2 separate regions of the Homo sapiens genome follow, and region 1 is linked to region 2. Evidence: chromatin loops called from intact Hi-C (ENCODE). Cell type or tissue: prostate gland. All regions are shown on one strand. Each heading gives the region's core, and the rest is flanking DNA. Links, peaks and the distances in the headings are about the cores only.

Evidence for each region. Hi-C counts contacts between places; a loop is a spot of excess contacts. Peaks named below come from ENCODE experiments on the same cell type or tissue, not always from the same donor. Only the 100,000 strongest peaks of a DNase experiment are listed, where the experiment ranks them.
Region 1: a loop joins it to region 2, with 1.8 times the contacts of the local background. A loop is called at or near these places in 1 of 110 quality-filtered maps.

The regions. Positions count from the first base shown.
Region 1 is chr6:21,828,892-21,839,549 of GRCh38, reverse strand. All of the region lies in intron 4 of CASC15 (cancer susceptibility 15), which reads right to left. Among named protein-coding and RNA genes, the nearest start is that of CASC15, 170 kb to the right of the region's middle. In prostate gland, for the core only: no CTCF peak of the experiment used is centred there; no DNase peak of the experiment used is centred there.
Region 2 is chr6:21,950,050-21,960,707 of GRCh38, reverse strand. The region is part of intron 5 of CASC15 (cancer susceptibility 15); the gene reads right to left. Among named protein-coding and RNA genes, the nearest start is that of NBAT1, 190 kb to the left of the region's middle. In prostate gland, for the core only: no CTCF peak of the experiment used is centred there; DNase peaks (open chromatin) are centred at 2,187, 4,977 and 6,297; H3K27ac peaks cover 2,285 bases.

The DNA.
Region 1 (10,658 bases), core at 1,977-6,976, 120 kb after region 2:
AAAAAGCCCACTGATTTCCTAACATGCATACAGTGGTCCATAAATTTAATGTCCTAAAGCCAGCCTGGTTTCCCTGTTATCTGGGCTCTTTGGTTCTAACATTTTCTCTAATTATAGTTAAGCCACTAAATTTGGAGAAAAGACTAGGATATTAATTTCTTTCTTTTTTTTTTTCTTTTTTTTTTGGAGACAGAGTTTCACTCTTGTCACCCAGGCTGGAGTGCAATGGTGTGATCTTGCTCACTGCAACCTCCGCCTCCCGGGTTCAAGCGATTCTCCTCTCTCAGCCTCCCAAGTAGCTGGGATTACAAGTGCATGCCACCACACCTGGCTAATTTTTGTGTTTTTAATAGAGAAGGCGTTTCACCATGTTGGCCAGGCTGGTCTCAAACTCCTAAACTCAGGTGATCCACTCACCTCGGCCTCCCAAAGTGCTGGGATTACAAGCCTGAGCCACAGCGCCCAGCCTAGGATGTGAATTTCATAAAAACATAAAATAATTACTAAAATACTTATTTATCCACGCATATAATCTCAACTAACAACCATCAAACTGTAGGAATCTAAAAGACCTAGTCATGGCATTCATACAACTTAATTGTTCAGTACCAAAAAGATATCTGTGTTTGAAAGTTATCTTCCGAATTACTGAGGGGGAGAAAAATAATCCTAGGTTACACTCAGAGGCCTGGCTAATGTTTGCCCACAAATCATCACACTGTAATACGAACAGCCAGTTGTCTGCACAAACAATTCCTCTAACCATTTGCCTCTTCTAATAGTCTAAAAATTCAGATATTAATACATTCTCAAGTATAAAGTGAAAGAAGCTAGGTGCTTTGGTTTATGCCTGTAATTCCAGCACTTTGGGAGGCCAAGGTAGGAGGATCGCTTAAGGCCAAGAGCTCTAGATCCACCTGGGCAACATAGCAAGACCCTGTCTCTATAAAAAATTAAAAATAAATAAATAATTAGCTAGGCATGGTGATGCACACCTGTAGTCCCATCTACTCAGGAGGCTGAGGCAGGAGGAACACTTGAGCCCAGGAGTTGGAGGCTGCAGTGAGCTATGATGGCACCACTACATTCCAGCCTGGACAACAGAGACCTTGTCTCAAAAATAAAGTAAATTAAGATAAAATAAAAGAAGCTTACATTATATTAACAATACTTCATTATCCATTAAGTATTTGTGACGGTTTTGAATAACAAAAGAAAAACTGACACATTGAAAGAAATATTAATGCCAATCAATGACATTCTCAGGGCTGCTCATAAGGCTGTGCAAGATGTCCCCTACACAATCATGCCCAACCCAGGGCGGGAGTAGGGACACACAGCCAGCCCTCACCTGCTTGCCAAACCACACACCCTGAGGCCAAAAGGAACACCTTTTTCTAACTCATTACAGTTTTTTGCAACTCTGTAACCTAAACAGCATAACTGTTTGTTACTGAGTTGCTGAGGGTGTCTGCAGTCAGATTATAAATGTATATACATACAGGTATATATATTATATATGTGTATGTATGCACACACATATGTATATACAAATTATATATTACTTCATTATCTATCAATCTGCACCCATCCGCTCAAATGTTGTAGTGCATGTATGTGAAAGCCGAGCTTTTCACTTAGTACCTAGCAGACTCTCTACAAACAGTTCCTCAGTCTGGACTATTTGGAGTAAGGAAGAAGGGAAAGAAGAAAATACACCCAGAAGGCTAGGCGCGGCGGCACACGCCTGTAATCCCAGCACTTTGGGAGGCCGAGGTGGGCAGATCACTTGAGCTCAGGAGTTCAAGACCAGGGTGGGCAACATGGTAAAACCCTCTCTACCAAAATACAAAAAATTAGCCGGCAGTGGTGGCGCTCACCTGTGGTGGTCTCAGCTAGTCGGGACGCTGAAGTGGGAGGATTACTTGAGTCCTGGAGGCGTAGGCTGCCGTGAACTGATATCACACCACTGCACTCCAGCCTGGGTGACAGAGTGAGACCCCATCTCAAAAAAAAGAAAAAAAAAAAGAAAGAAAAAGAAAATACACCCAGAAGAGGTGATGAAAATGGAGAGAATATGGCTAAAAGAGCCAATATGAGGTAAAAAGAGGAAGAACAATAGAATGAATATCTCTGAACACTGTAAAGGGAAGACAAGGCTGGCCGACTTGACCCTCACAAGGTTATCTTTAGCTTTCATTCCATTAACCTGCGGGCTAAGTCATTTGGGTGATTTAAGTATGGAGCACTAAAGAGGCCAGAGCCATGGGTTCATCCATATGTGAATCATGCTGTTTCTGTTGCAAGGCCATAGATTTTGTGCTTAACTCAAATTAGCATCTTGCATATGCTTCCTGCCAGTCACAAGGGAGGTCGGAGCCAGAGAATGGGGAGGTATCTGCAGAAATCAATCATCATTACCGCAAGGAAAAAAAAATTCTCTAGGTATCTGCTCTCCCTACAGTGGTCCTTAAGGATCAACATTTCATGGGAATGAAAGAACATTTTTAAATGAAGATTGTAGCAGCTCAATGGCCAGTCCCATGCTGTACTGCACCCTCATCGACATGCCTGTCATTTCTCTTGCTCTGAGGTTGGAGGAAAGGGACCTGCTTGAGGTTTTAAGCATTTGCATATTTATACTGAGTTCATTATCATGGGCCCCAAACATTTTTGCTTCCCCACAGGACATTTAGATAAACAAGGCTAGAAAATTATCCTAAAATTGAGAAGAAAATGTTTTCTAATGTTCAGACACCCTCCGAAATTAAATATCACCCACATTCATACTCTGTTTTTTCTGCAGACTCCTGGAGTGATTGCCTTACATTACAGTCTAATGTCCCTGAAGTATTAAGTAAACCAAGCAGTTTGGGTAGTGTAACAACAATAATCACTAGCTTTGCTTCTTTATTAGTGGCTTTATAGACAAACTACATTTTTTTTAAAATGAAAAAGTTTGCTTCAGGCTCAATTCTTGCATACCAAGCTTCATTTTGTGGTGAAATTTAACAGTCTCGTTATAAACCCTCGAATGTTGGGAATTATGATGATGGAAATGCTGACACAACATTAGCCACAGCTGGCACTGCAAAAATGCTTTTAAATACGTAGACTCTCCCCTATGAAGTCAGTCCCCAGAGCCCAGAACTTTGTGATTTTAAACCATTAAAGTGAAATCGCCAAGAGTGAAAACCATAGGGAAGACTGGAATCATAGACTTCTAACTAAAGGCATTCAGTATTGACGACGGAAAGTTCGAAAAAGCACTTGCCAAACTTGTTTCTAAATTATCAGAGGAAGGAGAGAAATAGGAAGCGTTCATGTAAGGAAAAACTTGATAGTGCCACTTGTCATAATGAAAGAAAGAGAAAGACAAAAACAGAAAGAACCTGTGATATTTGACACTCAGAGGTCAATGGCTAAACAAAGACATCAGTCTATTTGTGTTAAATTTTACCTGTCTTTGTCAATTTAAATGTGAATGCCTGGAAAGGAAGGAACTGCACGGAAAATGACTATCAGACAACGAAGCTAGAATCTCCTTAGAGAAGATACCCCAACCCAAATAAATTATACACTTCAAAGACTAGGGTATGTGTATTCTTTAAGGAAAAAAATGCAGAGGCAAGTAAAAACCAATTGGTTTGGGGTCTTAATAATCAATAGATCTGTAAGATGCAAGTTCTATAAACCACACTAATTTTGTAGACTGGCAGCTGTTTTCACTATAACCTTTTTTTTTAACCGTATCATAAACTATATCATTAGTCTTTTCCAGGCACATCCTTTGTCCCGAGGCTGGACTAAACAACAAGAGGGATGTTGGCCAGGTGCCATGGCTCACAACTGTAATTCCAACACCTTGAGAGGTCAAGGTGGGCAGATCACCTGAGGTCAGGAGTTCAAGACCAGCCTGGCCAACATGGTGAAACCCCGTCTCTACTAAAAAAATACAAAAATTAGCCGGGTGGTGGTGGACGCCTGTAATCCCAGCTACTCAGGAGGCTGAGACAGGGAGAATAGCTTGAACCCTGGAGGTGGAGGCTGCAGTGAGCCAAGATCATGCCACTGCACTCCAGCCTGAGCGACTGAGCAAGACTCTGTCTCCAAACAAAAAAAAACAAGTGGCATGCTATATGTCTGAAAGTGTATGGGTTTCCCACACCACATCCCAATTAAGCTTATTCAGCAAAGATATGGAGCTACAACGGAACTACATTATCTTCAATAATTAAAACTATCATATCTAAAAGGAGTCCTGAATATTATGGGAGTAAAATTCACTTAGAAACAAGGAGAAGAAGCCCACATATATATCATCCTGTATGTGGACATTCTGTGTACTCCCTGGGCAAAATCTCTACCATTTGAATGGCTTCAACTACCATCCATATGTGAATGATTCCCTAATGCTTATCTCTAGGAGATGGTTCTCCTAAACTAAATCATATCTGTATATACCCAATCTCCACTGACAGGTATGACAGGAAACTAAATGTCAGCATGCCCAAACCAGAAACCACAGACTAGCCACCCACCCCAATGAAATCCCCAACTTGATAAATGATAACACCATTTACCTAGCAAAAACCATCCTTTGTTATCTTTAATCTAGCTTTATTCTCTTTTATTCTGCCAATGCTATCACTACATTGTATCATTTTACTTCATAATAACTTCTCTCACCCATGTCTACCACATACCATGCTGTATTTCATCAAAATTTTTCAACTAGAACATTACAATAGAAACTTCACCGGTTCTCAACTGTGAGTCTGAAGCTCCTTCCATCTACCATTGAAGTCCTATTAGAGTTTTGTTTTTTGGGGTTTGTTTGTTTTTTTGATACAGGGTCTCACTATGTCACCCAGGCTGGAGTGCAGTGGATCGATCTGGGCTCACTGCAATTTCTGCCTCCCAGGTTCCAGCAATTCTCCTGCCTCAGCCTCCCAAGTAGCTGGGATTATGGATGCGCACCACCACACCTGGCTAATCTTTGTATTTTTAGTAGAGACGGGGTTTCACTATGTTGGCCAGGCTGGTCTTGAACTCCTGACCTCAGGTGATCTACCTGTCCTGGCCTCCCAAAGTGCTGGGATTACAAGTGTAAGTCACCATGCCCAACCCAGAGTATTATTTTTAACCTTAAAACCTGTTTATATCCCTCCATTTCTCTAAATTCTTAAATTTAGAGAAATTCTATAGCAGTGCATTCTCAAATGTTAGAGGGATAAGAGTCCTGTGTAGGTTGGGGGCCAGGCATGGTGGCTCACACCTGTAATCCCAGCACTTTGGGAGGCCGAGGTGGGCAGATCACCTGAGGTCATGAGTTTGAGACCTGCCTAGCCAACATGGTGAAACCCCCTCTCTACTAAAAATACAAAAAATTAGCTGGGCGTAGTGGCGGGCACCTGTAATCCCAGCTACTTGGGAGGCTGAGGCAGGAGAATTGCTTGACCCGGGAGGCAGAGGCTGTAGTGAGCCGAGATCATGCAACTGCACTCCAGCCTGGGCAACAGAGCAAGACTCCGTCTCAAAAAAAAAAAAAAGAAAGAAAGAAAAAAAAAAAAGTCACGTGTAGGTTGGGGAGAGGGTGACATAAGATAGATTCAAGTCTCCCACAAGGAATTCAGTAGTTCTAAAATGGGCCCAGGACCCTGAAGTTTGAAAATGCTCACCAGGTGACTCTTATGTAGATAGTTTGAAGGGTATACTTCAAGGACTATAAAATACATAGCTCCTTTTAATAGTATACAAGGTACTTCGAGATCTAGGCAGGGGTTTTCAAGCCTATCAATCCCAAGTCCCTTTTTATAACACACTTTTCTGTCTTGAAATAAAAATCGTAAGTAGTATATAACCTACCTGCGTAATAATTTTTAAAAGTAAATCAGTATAATATCTTAAGTATAGAAGAAAAAGGGGGGAATGGAATTGATAATAACATAACTTTTGTTTTTACATATTGGCACAAAACTGCCAACAGAAGACACCATGAAGTAGCTGTGTGCATGGAATCACCGTGAATACAGCTCCAAACACAGATCCACACAGTATGTTTTATCGATCATTCAAATTTCCAAAGTGGTGTGGCCATGGCTGACACAATTTCTCTAAATTGTGAACAGTATTTAGTAAAGGTCCACATAAAACGATGCGCAATCTTTCCCCAACTGACAAAGTAGTTTTATTCCTGGAAAATTCAGTGTGCATTAAGCCTGGCAACAAATACTTTGTACCTATATGTAAAACAAAGTTAGGTTCTAGCTCAAACTCTTATAGACAGGTTCTGTAATTAACTTTACATAAATATCTGTTGAGACGCTTGAGAATAATCGTGTTAAACACAGGACAATTCTTCATGTGCAGAACTATCTTGTACATTGCATCGTACCTGCTGCCTGGGCTTTGCTCATTCAATGCCAGAAGCGCCTTCCAATCACTGTGACCAAAGAAAGTATTGCATGAGTTTCCAAAACACCCCCAGAGCGTACAACTTCATCTCCCAAACAATCTAGCATCCAGCCCAATCATATGAACAATTTTAGTTTTTTGTGTGTGTGTGTTTTTTTAAGACAGAGTCTCGCTCTGTCGCCCAGGCAGTGGTGCAATCTCGGCTCACTGCAACCTCCACCTCCTGGGTCCAAGTGATTCTCCTGCCTCAGCCTACTGAGTAGCTGGGATTACAGATGCGTGCCACCACGTCCGGCTAATTTTTGTATTTTTAGTAGAGACAGGGTTTCACTATGTTGGCCAGGCTGGTCTCGAACTCCTGACCTCAGGTGATCCGCCCGCCTCGGCCTCAAAAATTGCTGGGACTACAAGCGTGAGCCACCATGCCTGGCCTCCATTTTCACTTTAAAACCTTGCAAATGTGTATTGACTCTATAGTTCTTAGCCAAAATGGCATTTCCTGAATCCAGTTTCCCTTGACCCTCCCAGGCCACACACTGGGCTCCTTCCTCTTGCTCTCATGGTCTTGTATACACAGCACCATAGCAATACCATCACTGCCATCCCATGACTTGGCATGATGACACTCTTCCCTCCTTTGGGTCTTAGCATATGGCAAACAGTAGATAGGTTTAACAAGTATTTTTGAATAATTTATTTAATAAATTCCATCCCCATCCATCTTATCCTACCTCTTCTATCCTAGCAGGGGAGGGCAAGGCAAAAGACAATTAAGAGAAAGAGGAATGATCAATCCTGGTGTGTTCTTGTGGCTCCATGGACCCAGACAACACTGTCTTTTCCCGTTCTTCTATGAGTAACGATAGCTGTATTCCTTCCACTCCCAAAATATGGTGAAATCTGTTGGGGGAGGCCAGGGGGCAAGAGGGAGAGTCATGTAGACAAGTTAGCCACTTCCTGTGAGATGGCAGCCAAAGACTTCCAGGTAATGATTGACACTGAAGACGAAGGTTTTCCTGACTGTGGGAAAACTTGTTAGCAAAAGGCTGCATACACAAAGCTATTCAACCACAAGGCTGGAAGAGAATCAAAACAAGCCAAGCTTAATTAGAGCTGAAGATTTCCCAGCTGGGATCCATGTTAGGGGTTGAGCTCCAAAAGCCATCACTGAGGAGGCAATTCCTTCTCAAGCAGGACAGGCTCTGAGGCCACCAGAGACAGAGCAGGGGATTTTTTTAAATCTTTCATATAATCCAGCATTCTCAGCTTTTGTACTTTTTTTGTTTCTTTTTTAACTTAAACTCTAGGCACCGGTGAAACCGCATGCTTCCCGCTCCCTGCTCCTCAACTCCCCTCCCCTTCCATAAATTAAATTAATGAGGAGTTTTCTAAAAGAGTACATTCTCTTAAAGCCTCTGTTATTCTGAAGTTAATGGCTCTGACATGTAGCCAGGCCAAATAGTCACAGGCAGCAATAACTCTTGCAACAGCTCCCAAACTTACCCTCAAATGTCACCGAGTCCTACCCTGATCTTTCTTCCCCTTTGATTATCACTGGTTGCCTTTCTTCCTCCCCTCACATTTTATAGCAAACTCGAATACATCAAAGAAACTAGTTAAGGATGCGAAGATTGAGAAACACATTCAATCTTAATGTTATGATCTTGTCTTTTCCTTCCCACAACTTGTCTTTAAAAGAAAAGGACAAGTATAAATTTGATGCCACACAGAACAACAAAATACATTTAAAGGAACAAGGGGGAGGAACCTTTCTAAATGCCAGCATGCTAATCTCTTACTTAGCATGCACTTATGGCAAGGATTGTGTCGTTATGTATGATAGGTAAATAATTTTTACATGATAAGTAAGTGGACGTGTCTGCAAGGAAGATCATCAAGTAAACTCAACAGAAGCAATTGCTTCAAATCACCGTCCTAAACTAACTCGCAGTGTGGTGATGATCAAAAAGGTGTAAAAATGAAAATAAAACTGCAGGAGGACCTGATTCCAACAAACATAATGGGTGCAAGGTCAGAATAAGCATAGTGATATTTATTCAACTTCTTAAGCTTCAAAGGCCAAAAAAAAAAAATAGATTAGATACATGTTTATAAACCAGCTCATCTATCTTGAAAATAAAATGTAAAATATCATTTTTTGGATAAAATGGATCCAAATTCTTGTACCCACAATTTGATCTCAAAATCTGGGCTGATATGCAAAATTTTAGTATATATGCTCAAAAAAGTGGGGGAAGAGGAAAACAGAAAAAACATAAAAGAAAAAAGGGAGTGGGCACCGTGGCTCACACCTATAATCCCACCACTTTGAGAGGCCAAGGCAGGAGGACTGCTTAAGCCCAGGAGTTTGAGACCAGTCTGAGCAACACGGCAAGATCCTGTCTCTACAAATAATTTTAAAAAATTAGTTGGGCATGGTGGTATGCACCTGTGGGCCCAGCTACTCAGGAGGCTGAGGTGGGATGATCACTTGAGCCTGGGAGGTCAAGGCTGCAGTGAGCAGAGATCACATCCCTGCACTACAGCCTGGGTAACAGAGCAAGACCCTGTCTCAATAAAAAAGAAGGAAGAGGAGAGGGAAAGGAGAGAGAAAGGACAGGGGAAGGAGAGGGAAGGAAAGAGAAAGGAGAGGGGAGGGGAAGGGAGGAGAGGGGAGTTCTATTTGCTTCTACTAACTGACCCAGTCTTATTTGAGCCCACAATAATTTTCCTTTTCTTTTCTTTTTCTTTTTGAGACAGAGTCTTGCTCTTTTGCCCAGGTTGGAGTGCAGTGGCACGATCTTGGATCACCACAACCTCCACTTCCTGGGCTCAAGCAATTCTCCTGGCTCAGCCCCACAAGTAGCTGGGATTACAGGCGCCCGCCACCACACCCAGCTAATTTTTGTATTTTTAGTAGAGATGGGGTTTCACCACATTGTCCAGGCTGGTCTCAAACTCCTGACCTCAAGTGATCCACCCGCCTCAGCCTCCCAAAGTGCTGGGATGACAGGCGTGAGCCACCATGCCTAGCCGATACTTTTCAAACAGTTCTTCAGTATGCTCCATAAAACAGTGTCTGTCACCTAATGTCCTAAGGTTCCAAAATAATAGAAGCAGTGATAAGATGAGTAAAGGAAGACTGATATGAGGCGTGCATGCCTGGAAGAGGAAACATTCCTTTGCAAGTACCTATTTGGGGGGTAAGTGGTTAGACTTTGAAAAGGCAGCAGGTATGTTCTTCACTTACTCTAGACTGCCCTTTCATTCTCTGTGCATAACAGAATTCTATTTATAAAGAACTTCCGAGTGTCAAAGGCATTTCCACATACATTTATCTCATTTGATCCCATAGCAATTTACTAAGTAGGCATATCCCCTTTACAGATGAGAAAAACTGAGGTTCAGGAAATTTAAATGACTTACCCAGAAGACACAAAGAGCAAGTGACTAGAAAGGCACAATACATAACTTTTGATTTCTTAGTAATAGGCCATATTTTTATATCATCTCCAAATTTATAGAAATAAAGAGATTAGAAGGAAGTAACAATATGAAAATCTGGTAAATTTCCAACTATTCCCCAAGTCAGGAATATCACATGCAAAAAACTACACACAGATAAGGAGGTAGTGAGTTTGCTTCAAGACTGATATAAGTTCATTTTCACTTACTAATTATCTTATGAGTCCATCTGCATACTCTACTCCATTTCCTAACATCACAAATACTTGTCTAGTCTGTGATAGTTTATTCTGACCCTGAATTTGTGATGTTACTAGCTGTTACTGAAAACATACTTAGCAGAGTACAGCCTGTTCCTTACCAATCCATCTTTCCATGAGGTGAAAATGCCCTGGCCCTCGACAAAAAGAATAATCTGGTAACATTGAATATAAACACAGACATTTCTCTTCTAGTGTAATTCACTGAGCACACATCATTAAGGATCAAAACGCAAGCGAACCAATCAAAGAATGGAAAAGGAATTCTAAAACATCAGAGTTAATTATATCTGGTTGTCCCAATAGCTGTCACTCGTTCAATTAAGATGCTGCTTTGGCTAATCTTAGTCAAGCTGTGCCTCTCTAAAAGTCTGAAACCCCAGCAATAAGATCTAAAGTCAAAACATCTAAAGCTAAAGCATTTTCCCCCTAAGGAGAGCTCTGTATTTACTAGAGTGTCCACAGCTCCTATCAACATGCAACCAACCGTCTGTTCACTCTTCCCACCAACAGGCT
Region 2 (10,658 bases), core at 1,932-6,931:
AGAGCGGGGTTTTATCATGTTGGCCAGGCTGGTCTCGAACTCCTGACCTCAGGTGATCCACCCATCTCGGCCTCTCAAAGTGCAGGGATTACAGGCGTGACCCACCGCACCTGGCCCTCAAATGTATTCTTTAGGTTCTTTAGGTTGAATCTCACTTCTAATGGCTTAGAACAGAATTAGCTCACATAAAGCCATTTTTTTATTCAAACACCCATAGAAACTAACTTTACCTATGCAGTTTGGACGTGGTCTCAAAAGACTTCTCAAAAGAGCACTGAAGGCAAAGCTACACCCGATGAGAAATGGTACTCAATAGAAAATCTCTTAGTCATTCGGCATCTGAGGTCTACATCATCCTATGCCTACTCTTCTTTCCTTTCATTCTGATTTTTGAAATAATGCTACTTTTGCCCAGGTTCCTGCCACTTCCCAACCAGTTCTAAATTTTCTTTGTTAAAATTAAACTTTGTGCTCTACTTTCTGGGTTATCTACTTAAACTTCGGGAGATAAAACTGTTTGAATAGCAAGTCCAGGTTTTACTACATGCTGTTTTTAGCAAGAAAAGAGATTCATTGCAATGGTCTGGACATTGGAGGTCTCACCTCCTTAGTCTCATTTTACTATGTTAAGTTTGTAATTCAAGCTTTAAAAAAAACATCAGACAACAACCACTCCATCTGACTTGGTTTTCTGGGACATGACTACTATAATATCACTTCTTTCTCTTGCCCTTTTATTCCTCCCCAAATGCTGTTCTCAGTGCTTCTCCCTTCAGATTTATGTTGTTGTTGTTGTTGTTTTTTTGAGATGGAGTCTTGCTCCGTCGCCCTGGCTGGAGTGCAGTGGCGCGATCTCTGCTCACTGCAAGCTCCGCCTCCCGGGTTCACGCCATTCTCCTGCCTCAGCCTCCCGAGTAGCTGAGACTACAGGCGCCCGCCACCACCCCGGCTAATTTTTTTATATTTTTAGTAGAGCGGGGTTTCACCGTTTTAACCAGGATGGTCTCGATCTCCTGACCTCATGACCCGCCCGCCTCATCCTCCCAAAGTGCTGGGATTATAGGTGTGAGCCACCGCGCCCAGCCTGTTGTTGTATTTTTAATGTAGGTGCATTCCTCCTCATAAATGAGAGTCACTGTAAGAGAACAGACAGAATCTGGGGTTTAAAGTTACACAGCCTTAGGTCTAATCCACATTACCACTGTTAGATGTCTATATGGTGTTAAGCACGTTGCCAAGATACTTAGCTTTCCTGGTCTCAGTTTCCTTATCTCTGAAGTGGGGCTAATAATATTAAATACTCAGGATTGTTTTCAGAATAGACCTAAATAATAAATTGAAATCTCTGTACATGGTATCTGATATGGTAGAAAAATAGGTACTTACATACATTTGTACATATATATATACATACATGTGTGTACCCTTCTATAGGCTCTTTCATTACCAAGAAGGAGTACCTCGGTATCAGTGCTTTCTAAGCAATTAAATTTACCTCTCTATATTAATTTCAAATTCCCTTTCTAAAAGCCAAGCCCTGCATTTGGCTTAAATATCTGAGTCACAGACCGGGTGAGGTGGCTCACGCCTGTAATCCCAGCACTTTGGGAGGCCGAGGTGGGTGGATCACCTGAGGTCAGGAGTTCGAGACCAGCCTGACCAACATGGTGAAACCCCGTCTCTACTAAAAATACAAAATTAGCTGGGTGTGGTGGTGCATGCCTGTAATCCCAGCTACTTGGGAGGCTGAGGCAGGAGAATTGCTTGAACCCAGGAGGCAGAGGTTGCAGTGACCTCATCTCTTTCCCCTTGACATTTCTTCTAGCAGTTTTGTACATGTCCTATGGCGGCTGTCCAGAGATCATTCTTGTTACCTTCCCACTCTTGCAGTTTTCTCACAGCCTCCCTTCCCCACGAAATATACACAAATGTGCGCTTATAACCTTGAGGATTAAAGTGACATTCCCTTCCAACATGCATGCTTCCTGTTTTTTCCTGAGATGCATCCCATCCATATCCATGACTCTGTCACTTTTATATACAAAGTCCTGGTCTATAAAATCATATCCTGTTCTTGGCATCATTTACAAAGGCAGTTGTTCCTTTTATACATCCTTTGTCCTCTATCAAAGTTACAATATTGACTCTCCTATCTTGTTTAAAAAGTGAGCTTGGGCAAGTGCAGTGGCTCACACCTAGAACCCCAGTGCTTTGGAAAGCTGAGGCAGGAAGATCACTTGAGCCTAGGAGCTCAAGACCAGCCTGGGCAAAATGAGACAGGCTCTATTTCTTAAAAAAAAAAAAAAAATTAATTAGCTGGGTATAGTGGCACGCACTTGTAATCCCAGCTACTTGGGAGGCTGAGGCAGGAAGACTGCTTGAGCCCAGGAGTTCAAGGCTGCAGTGAGCTGATCACACCACTGCATTCCAGCCTGGGGGACAGGGGAAAAAAAAAAAGCGACATTGCCAAGGATCAAGTACAGACAGCACAGGTACTGAGATGTTCTGTGCACCACCTATCACAGAGTGGGGACTTAGAACTGTGAACCATCAATCCTTATACATACACACATACCCCCAGTCTTGGTCATCACCATGGGAAGAGGCTTAATGGTGCCTAGAGTCAGAAAATCATAGAAGCCTTGAAATTATAGGACAAATGTGATCAAGTTGTAATCATGTATAAACTATTTATGGAGTTTAACAGCTAGCAAAACAATGCCACAACAACCAATTCAAAGAGTAGCAAGTCAAGATCTATTTTTAAATAATTCCCTCAAATTTCAGTGCTACAATTAAAACTACACAATAAGGGTTTTTGTTGTTTTTTTTTTTTTGGTCTGTTTGTTTGTTTACAGAGACAGGGTCTTTGTAGCCCAGGCTGAATGCCGTAGTACAATCAGCTTACTGTGGCCTCAAACTCTTGGGCTCAAGCGATCCTCCTGCGTTAGCCTCCTAAGTAGCCAGGGCTACAGACATGTGCCACCATGACTGGCTAATTTTTTAATTTTTTGTAGAGATGGGGCTCTCACTATATTGTCCATGCGGTCTGGAACTCCTGGCCTCAAGCGATCCTCCTGTGTTCGCCTCCTGAAGCACTGAGATTACAGCAAAAGCCACTGTAATCTGGACCTGATAAGTATTTTAAAATAGTATATTGAGGGAAATCTGGTGGTTTTCTTCTACCTATCCTGCTCACATGCTACGAGAAAATGGAGAAACTGGATTTTAAATAAGGAAAAATGTTATGGTTTGTTCTATTAATAGCATGAAATCCCAAACTTGTAAATACTATACGGCAGATACATTAGGGCGGAGTCATTTACAAGCAAAGTCCCACAGTCCATTTCAGTAGGAAATTATTTTATTATACCAAAAAGTCTCTCTCTCAAAAGTCCTCATTACTGTGGTAGCCCATTAGGGACGACCACATTCCTATAAGGCAAAAACAAGGTTTTTTCAACTAGAGAGCTTTTCTTTTTTACCGAGTGCTTACTCTCTGCTAGGTCATATTGTAAGTACTTTACATCCACGAATGCATTAAATCCTAACCACCACATGAGGTACATTATTATCCGCATGTAATGAATAAGGAAAGTGAGACACAGAGAAATTAACTAAAAGTGACTAAAGGACACCCAGCTAATAGGTGACAGAGCAGGCGTTCAGTCCCAAGTCTTACATTCTTATACTCAGCACCATTGTCTTATATGCAACCCCAAAGTTGCTTAGAAGCTGGTTAAGTCGTCAATGTCCCCTGCACAATACTGGGATGACAAGATCTCAGCCCCCAGGCTCCACACCAATGAGGCAGTGTTCCTGGTGAGGACAGAGAAAGGATTCAATGTTCCTCTGAAAAAATTCCCCCTTGTGTCTCTCTGCAACACAGCACACCCTCCACCCTTCAGGCTCCAGCCCTGCCTGGGGATGGATGAGGGGCTAGTGAGGTTTGCATTTCTCTCACACCACTTTCTTAAGCTCATGAGTGAGTCTGGAAGCAACTGGGGGCTACCTTATATGAGAATCCCTCTCCTCTATTCCTCAGAAAGTTTAAACTGTCCTTGTTTTTTTTTTTTTTTTTGGTTGTTGCTGTTTGTTTTTTGGTGGGTTTTTTGTTGTTGTTGCTGTTGTTGTTGTTTTGAGATGGAGTTTCACTCTTGTTTCCCAGGCTGGAGTGCAATGGCACGATCTCAGCTCACCGCAACCTCCACCTCCTGGGTTCAAGCGATTCTCCTGCCTCAGCCTCCCAAGTAGCTGGGATTACAGGCATGCACCACCACGCCTGGCTAACTTTGTATTTTTAGTAGTGATGGAGTTTCTCCATGTTGGTCAGGCTGGTCTCAAACTCCGGACCTCAGTTGATCCACCCACCTCGGCCTCCCAAGGTGCTGGAATTACAGGCGTGAGCCACCGCACCCAGCCAAAGCTTAAACTTTCTTAGAGGCTGGCAGAGAATCTTCTAGCTCATCCGCTTCCATTTCTGATGCAGTACACGTGCTGAATTTCACAATTCAGGCTCTAGGAAGTATCCCAATTCCTTGACTTGCATGAGAGTTACACATATGTTTGCTTTGTGATAATCCATCCAGTCGTACAATTATGTGCTGTGCGTTTTTCTATATGTATGTTATACTTGAATCACATTTTTAAAGTACATATATTTGAGCCCCAAAACCATATGCCAAAAAAAACTTTAAAAAACATTTTTAACACTTCATCTTTGACTTAAACTATCTGATACTGATAATATAATAACGAAGAGGCAGATCTTTGAAATGCCTCTTAATACTTAAAAATATTAGCTGAGCTAGTATATAAACAGAAGTTTAGATCTTCAAAGTTCCTTAAATGGCTTAATCTTCGGCCTCCCCTAATTCACATACACCAAGATCCAACATAATACTTGCTGTTCTCTGAACATACCATGTGTTTTCACACCTGGAACGCCCTTCGTCTAATTCATTCAACGAACGTTTATTTAGTCAAGAAACAAAGTCAAATAAAAAGAGACAGGCTCTGCCTAGTGGGAAAAACAGATATCATTCAAATAGTCATGCCAATAATGTAAAAGTGCAGCTGGGATAACTGCTCTAAAGATGAGATACTTGATGAGTGAACGTTTATAATAGAGTTGACTTAGAGAAGTCCGACCTCCCTGAAAGAGTTAACATGGGATGTAACTTCTAAGGGATTGAACCAGGTAAGAGAGATGAAAGAAGTTTTCCAGGCAGAGGGCCCTAGGTAAGAAGGAGCTGGTAAAAAAGAGGAACCAAAGGTGAATACGAATGTGCAAAGGCCCTGGGGTATGAAGATGCTGGTGAATGAGGAGCCACAAAGAGGCAACATCCTTCTCTCCTTTCAAAATCCTTCCTCTTCCTTCACATACTGCTCAAATGTAACTCCTCTGTGAGGCTGTTCTCTCTTCTCCATTCACACTGTAAATTGATATCCCTCCCACCATTATGGCATTTCTTCTATCCTTCTGTTAGCACTTAGCTCACTGTATTGCAATTATCTGTTTATACATCTGTCTCCCTCACTAGACTGAGAATCCATGGAGGACAAGAGCAATAAAGTATCATCTTTGTGTCTCTCTGCATCCAGGGATAAGCATATTTTAAATGCTCACTAAGTGTTATGAGTGAAACAGGACAACTTAACCATGCCACGCACACCCAGACATTAACATTTTACCTTGAAAATGTATTGCCTACTTGGTGAGTTGTCTAAGTTTCTTGCAAAGACTCAGCTGTAAAGTAGCAACTTTTTAAAAATCCTTTTTTTCCCAACCTTAATGAATCATAAGGTGTTATTTACTTCAGCATCAGAACCATCTGCCCAGACTTTGTTAGCACAACGTAATTCACTTTATAAATATCACACAATTATCTAATTTCTAAAAGTCTCTGCATGCTTTGAAAGGTGTTATTTTGGAAACAAGTCCTGTCTCATCCGAGGGAAATTCCCAAACCAGCATTGTAATTGCTAAGTATATCTACAGAAGCATTGAAAGGCCGGAGAGGAAGCATAAATCCCGTGCGCTGTCCTGGCTGTTTGGGGCTCTGACAGCTGGCATGGGCGGGGTCTCCACACCCCCCATCACAGCTGCAGTCACCTGGCTGCTTGCACTTACAGGTAATAATTCCAGAGCACAGCAAAGCCAGCACTCAGCTCCCCTTCATCAGGACAGCAGTCCCTCCACCCCAGCTGCTGCTGCCTGCCTGCCTGCCTTGGAAGGATTCGCCAGCAGAAGCAAGAAGGATTACGAATAGTGGCAGGCTTGTCTGCTGGCCTTTTTGCTGATCCCTCCAAATGGGAATAGCAGCCTCCAAGGTTTTCCTTACATGGTGTCGGTAACTCCATTGCAGATTCTCCTCCCACCTCCAAATCCAATCCCACCCTTTTAGGGAGAGGAAAAACAATGAAATCAAGATTAGGGTATTCCTGTTGCAACCCAATCCTCAGGCTCTCCAGCTATTTGATACAGGGTTGTCAGATAGGGCTCTGCCCTTCCAAGGTCTATCTGTACCTGACATCTTTATAGGATTACAGAGGAGGTTTAGCAGTGGTAGGGTGGTAATTTAAAACCGCACCTCCTGGAGCTGTTTATGAATACAAGCAGATGTGAGCTTATCATTCCCATGCTCACAGCACACTCCTGGAGCCCTTGAACTAAGACCATATCCCTGAGAACTGCACTCACTCACTGTACTGCACACTTCCTCCTTTGACTTGTCTCATCTACTAAGGGGCAGGATGTGGACTGCCTGGGAAAGGAGCCCTTTGCCAGCCCAGTCATATGGCTGCCCTTTGATCTCTTCCCACCAGACTGAGTTACTTTGTGGGCTGCTGTGTGTGTATGTGCGTGTGTGTGTGTTTAATCTGGCCTGTGTGGAAGTTTGTACTCTATCACAGATTTCCTGCCTTTCTTCATCTCTATTAATTATAAAATCTCTTGGGAAAAAGGGAAGGATTCTATGAAAGAAAGGAACAGAACCCATCATGGAAAGCTGGGCCAGGTTCTGAGGAAGGAGGGGTTGTGGGCTGCACCCCAGCTTCAGTGGTCTGTCTGGTTGACTGCCGACGGGGCTGCATTCGCTTTTCACAATTCCACAGAACTTACACTGTCTTGCTCTTAGAATGGAAGCTGCTTGTCTTACACAGTTGGGCTCTCTTCTCTTTCAGAAAGGACTGAGCTTAGGGATAGACTGTCAGCAGGTAAAGTCAGACTATGGTGGGCAAAGGCTTCCCCAACATCCCTTGTCTGAGCTTCTGTCCCAAGGTCCATCCTCAGAGGCCTGTACGCAGGCTTCCCATATACCTCCCTTTCTAAGGAAAAGGACATCCCTAGTGTCTTAGCCCATTCCTGCTGCTATCACAAAATAACTAGACTGAATACTTTATACATAATAGAAATTGGCCAGGCATGGTGGCTCATACCTGTAATCCCAGCACTTTGGAGGCCGAGGCAGAGCATTGTTTGGGCCCAGGAATTCAAGACAAACCCATGCAACACAGTGAGACCTGATGTCTATGAAAAAATTAAAAAGTTAGCCAGGTGTGGTGGCATGTGCCTGTGGCCCCAGCTACTCAGGAGACTGAGGTGGGAGGATCACTTTACCCCAGGAGGTCAAGGCCACAGTGAGCCACGATCACTGCACTCCAGCCTGAGTGACAGAATAAGACCCTGTCTCTAAATACAATAAAGTGAATAAAATTAATTAAATTAATAAGAAATTGATTTATCGCACTTCCTGAGGCTGGGAAGTCCAAGATCAAGGAGCCAACAGATTCAGCGTCAGGTCAGGGCTGGCTCTCCACTTCACAGATGGGCCTCCTTGTTGCGTTCTCACATGGCAGCATCTCACAAGATGCAAGGCAGCTCCCTTCAGCCTCTTTTGTAAGAGCATGAGGCCAAAACTCCTGTGACCTTATCATTTCCCCCAAAGGCCCCACCTCTTAATACCGTACTACCACATTGGGTATTAGGTTCCAACACATGACTTTTGGAGGGACACATTCAGGCAATAGCACCAAAAGGCAGAGCAGGATAAGGCGGTCTCCTCCTCCAGGAGTCCTTTCTGAAGGCCTTGTCCCTACTCTCCTCCTCCAAATAAGCGTCCCTCCACACCATGTGCTTGTGTTCCATGTACATGCTTTATTCGGGGCATTTATCACCTTTTTAGGAAAGTATCAGTCATTCCCAACAGCATGTAAGTCCCCAAAGGGCAGGAAATGAGCCCTGTTCACCTCCATTCCCCCGACCTTAGCGCAGTATCTAGCATATGGTCGATACATGTGGAGAAACAGAATTTCCAGTCATTTGGCTGCAAACATGAAGCCTCATGTCAAAAATGCCAATTTTTCAGTAGTTCATTTCAAATACCAAAGAGCTTATGTATTAAATCAACCAATGTTTATTTAGAAATTATTATGTGCTAGGACTGGTCATCATAGGTCCTTTGAACCCATAAAAGTAGCCCTGCTTGGTCCTAAAACCTATTTATCTCCCCCTTAATGTATTTGGTTGTTGTAAACATTTACTGAGTAGCTCTATTCCTCACCTTTAAACCCTTTAAAGTGAAACTGACCCATCCGTGCAAACCAATTCTGAGCCCCTGAGAAAATGCCAAAGGCCAAATGCCCCATGTTCCCTCCATGTTGTCCACTTGCCACCCTGACACTCGCTTGTTCTCAGCTTTTGTAGTTCTATGACATTGCACATAAGCTCATGTAAGCCTTGGCTGTGGCTCCCCGTGTGAATGGCCCCATCTCCACTCTCCTCCTCCACACCATGTTCTCATATTCCACGTGCATGTCTTATTGAGGGCATTTATCACTCTTTTAGGAAAAGAATCAGTCACTCCCAATAGCATGTAAGCCCCTAGAGGGCAGGAACCCGGCCTCATTAACCTTCATTTCCTCTGACCTTAGACTTTCTTTGACTGACCCCAGCTTTCTCTAAGTTCAAGTTCAGCACTCCTGCAGGCACAACCTACCAGCCCTAAACCTCTGTCCACTATAAACACAGAACAAAGGTGGAGGAAGGTTATAAATATGTCTCCAAGAGCTTACATGTCTCTGAAATGTTGTCACATCTCTCCTCACAGCTCAAGTGTAAAGAAAGCTAGGACCTCAGGCTCCACAGGATCATATTTAACAGAATAAAAAATGCCTTAGCAATAACTTAGAGTTCTCATCAGATCAGTTCACTTACGAATCCAGCCCACGGAAACTGAAACTCCTTCAAAAGAGTAAAATCTGTGAGGTATGTAGTTAGTATCCAATGCTGCTATCTCAATAGCATGGCATCAAAAAAGTTACACATTAACAAGGCTAATTTCTCAGAAGCATTTTGCAAAAAAAAGGCAAATAAGCTGTTTCCTGAAAAAAAAAAATACGTGTGTGTGTGTGTGTGTGTGTGTGTGTGTGTGTGTGTTATGGTTCCACACACCTTAAATTCTAGGGTTGGGGGCTTTGCTTATCCTATAATTGAGGTGTCAGCAAATGTTTCTGTTAAGGGCAGGATGGCAAATACTTTCAGTTTTGTGGGCCGTACAGTCTCTGTTTCAGCTGCTCAGTCACACACTTACAGCTCAAAAGCAGCCATAGACAGTACAGAAAAGGCTGGACCTGGCTGTGTTCCAACAAAACTTTATTTACAAAAACAGATGATATAAGCAGGAGTTGAATTCATCAACATTACCAATATTATTAAATTGTGGAAGGTCCAGGTTTCAATAATCCTGTCTTAAGCATAGTTTTGTCTGCTAGCACTGAAGTTGAGCTAAAAACAACTCAATTGCCATGGGCTAGTGTCTCAGCAAAGGAGCACATGTAACAATGATCTTTTGTGTCTTGAAGACCATGCCTCAGAACTGCTTGAAAAGTTTCCAGCATCAATAGAAGGAAATGCATGCTTTCTCTTTAAAGTGAGCTTGAGTCTTAGGAAACGGCATATGTATGTAAGCCAGTCAAACAGGCTGGAGATACCCAGGTGGTATAGACTCAAGTAAGGTAACTAGTTCAGTTAGAAATCAAAGCAATGATTCTAACCTGCATATAAACATCTAAGCTGATCTACCCAGTTCCACCATATTCAGTCACTCACTAGAACACCAAGCGAGATATGGAGATAAAAATATTTAACAACTGGCCGGGCACGGTGGCTCATGCCTTTAATCCCAGCACTTTGGGAGGCCGAGGCGGGGGCATCACAAGGTCAGGAGATCGAGACCATCCTGGCCAACATGGTGAAACCGTCTCTACTAAAAATACAAAACTTAGCCGGGCGTGGTAGCGGGCACCTGTAGTCCCAGCTACTCGGGAGGCTGAGGCAGAAGAATCGCTTAAACCTGGGAGGTGGAGGTTACAGTGAGCCAAGATCACGCCACTGCACTCCAGCCTGGGCAACAGAGCAAGACTCCGTCTCAAAAAAAAAAAAAAAAAATTTAACAACTAAAGTATATATCCGAAAAAGACTAGCACTGAACAAGATCTTAAGGGCCACCTGGGGGAAAAAACACTCTAATGTATCCAAAGAAATTGAGGTACAGAGGAATTGTCACTTGCCCAAGATCACAAAGCTAGGGCATAGAGGAGGCATGACCATATGACAGTAAACTATTAGTTCTAAGAAGTAGCAACCTTGCCTGCTA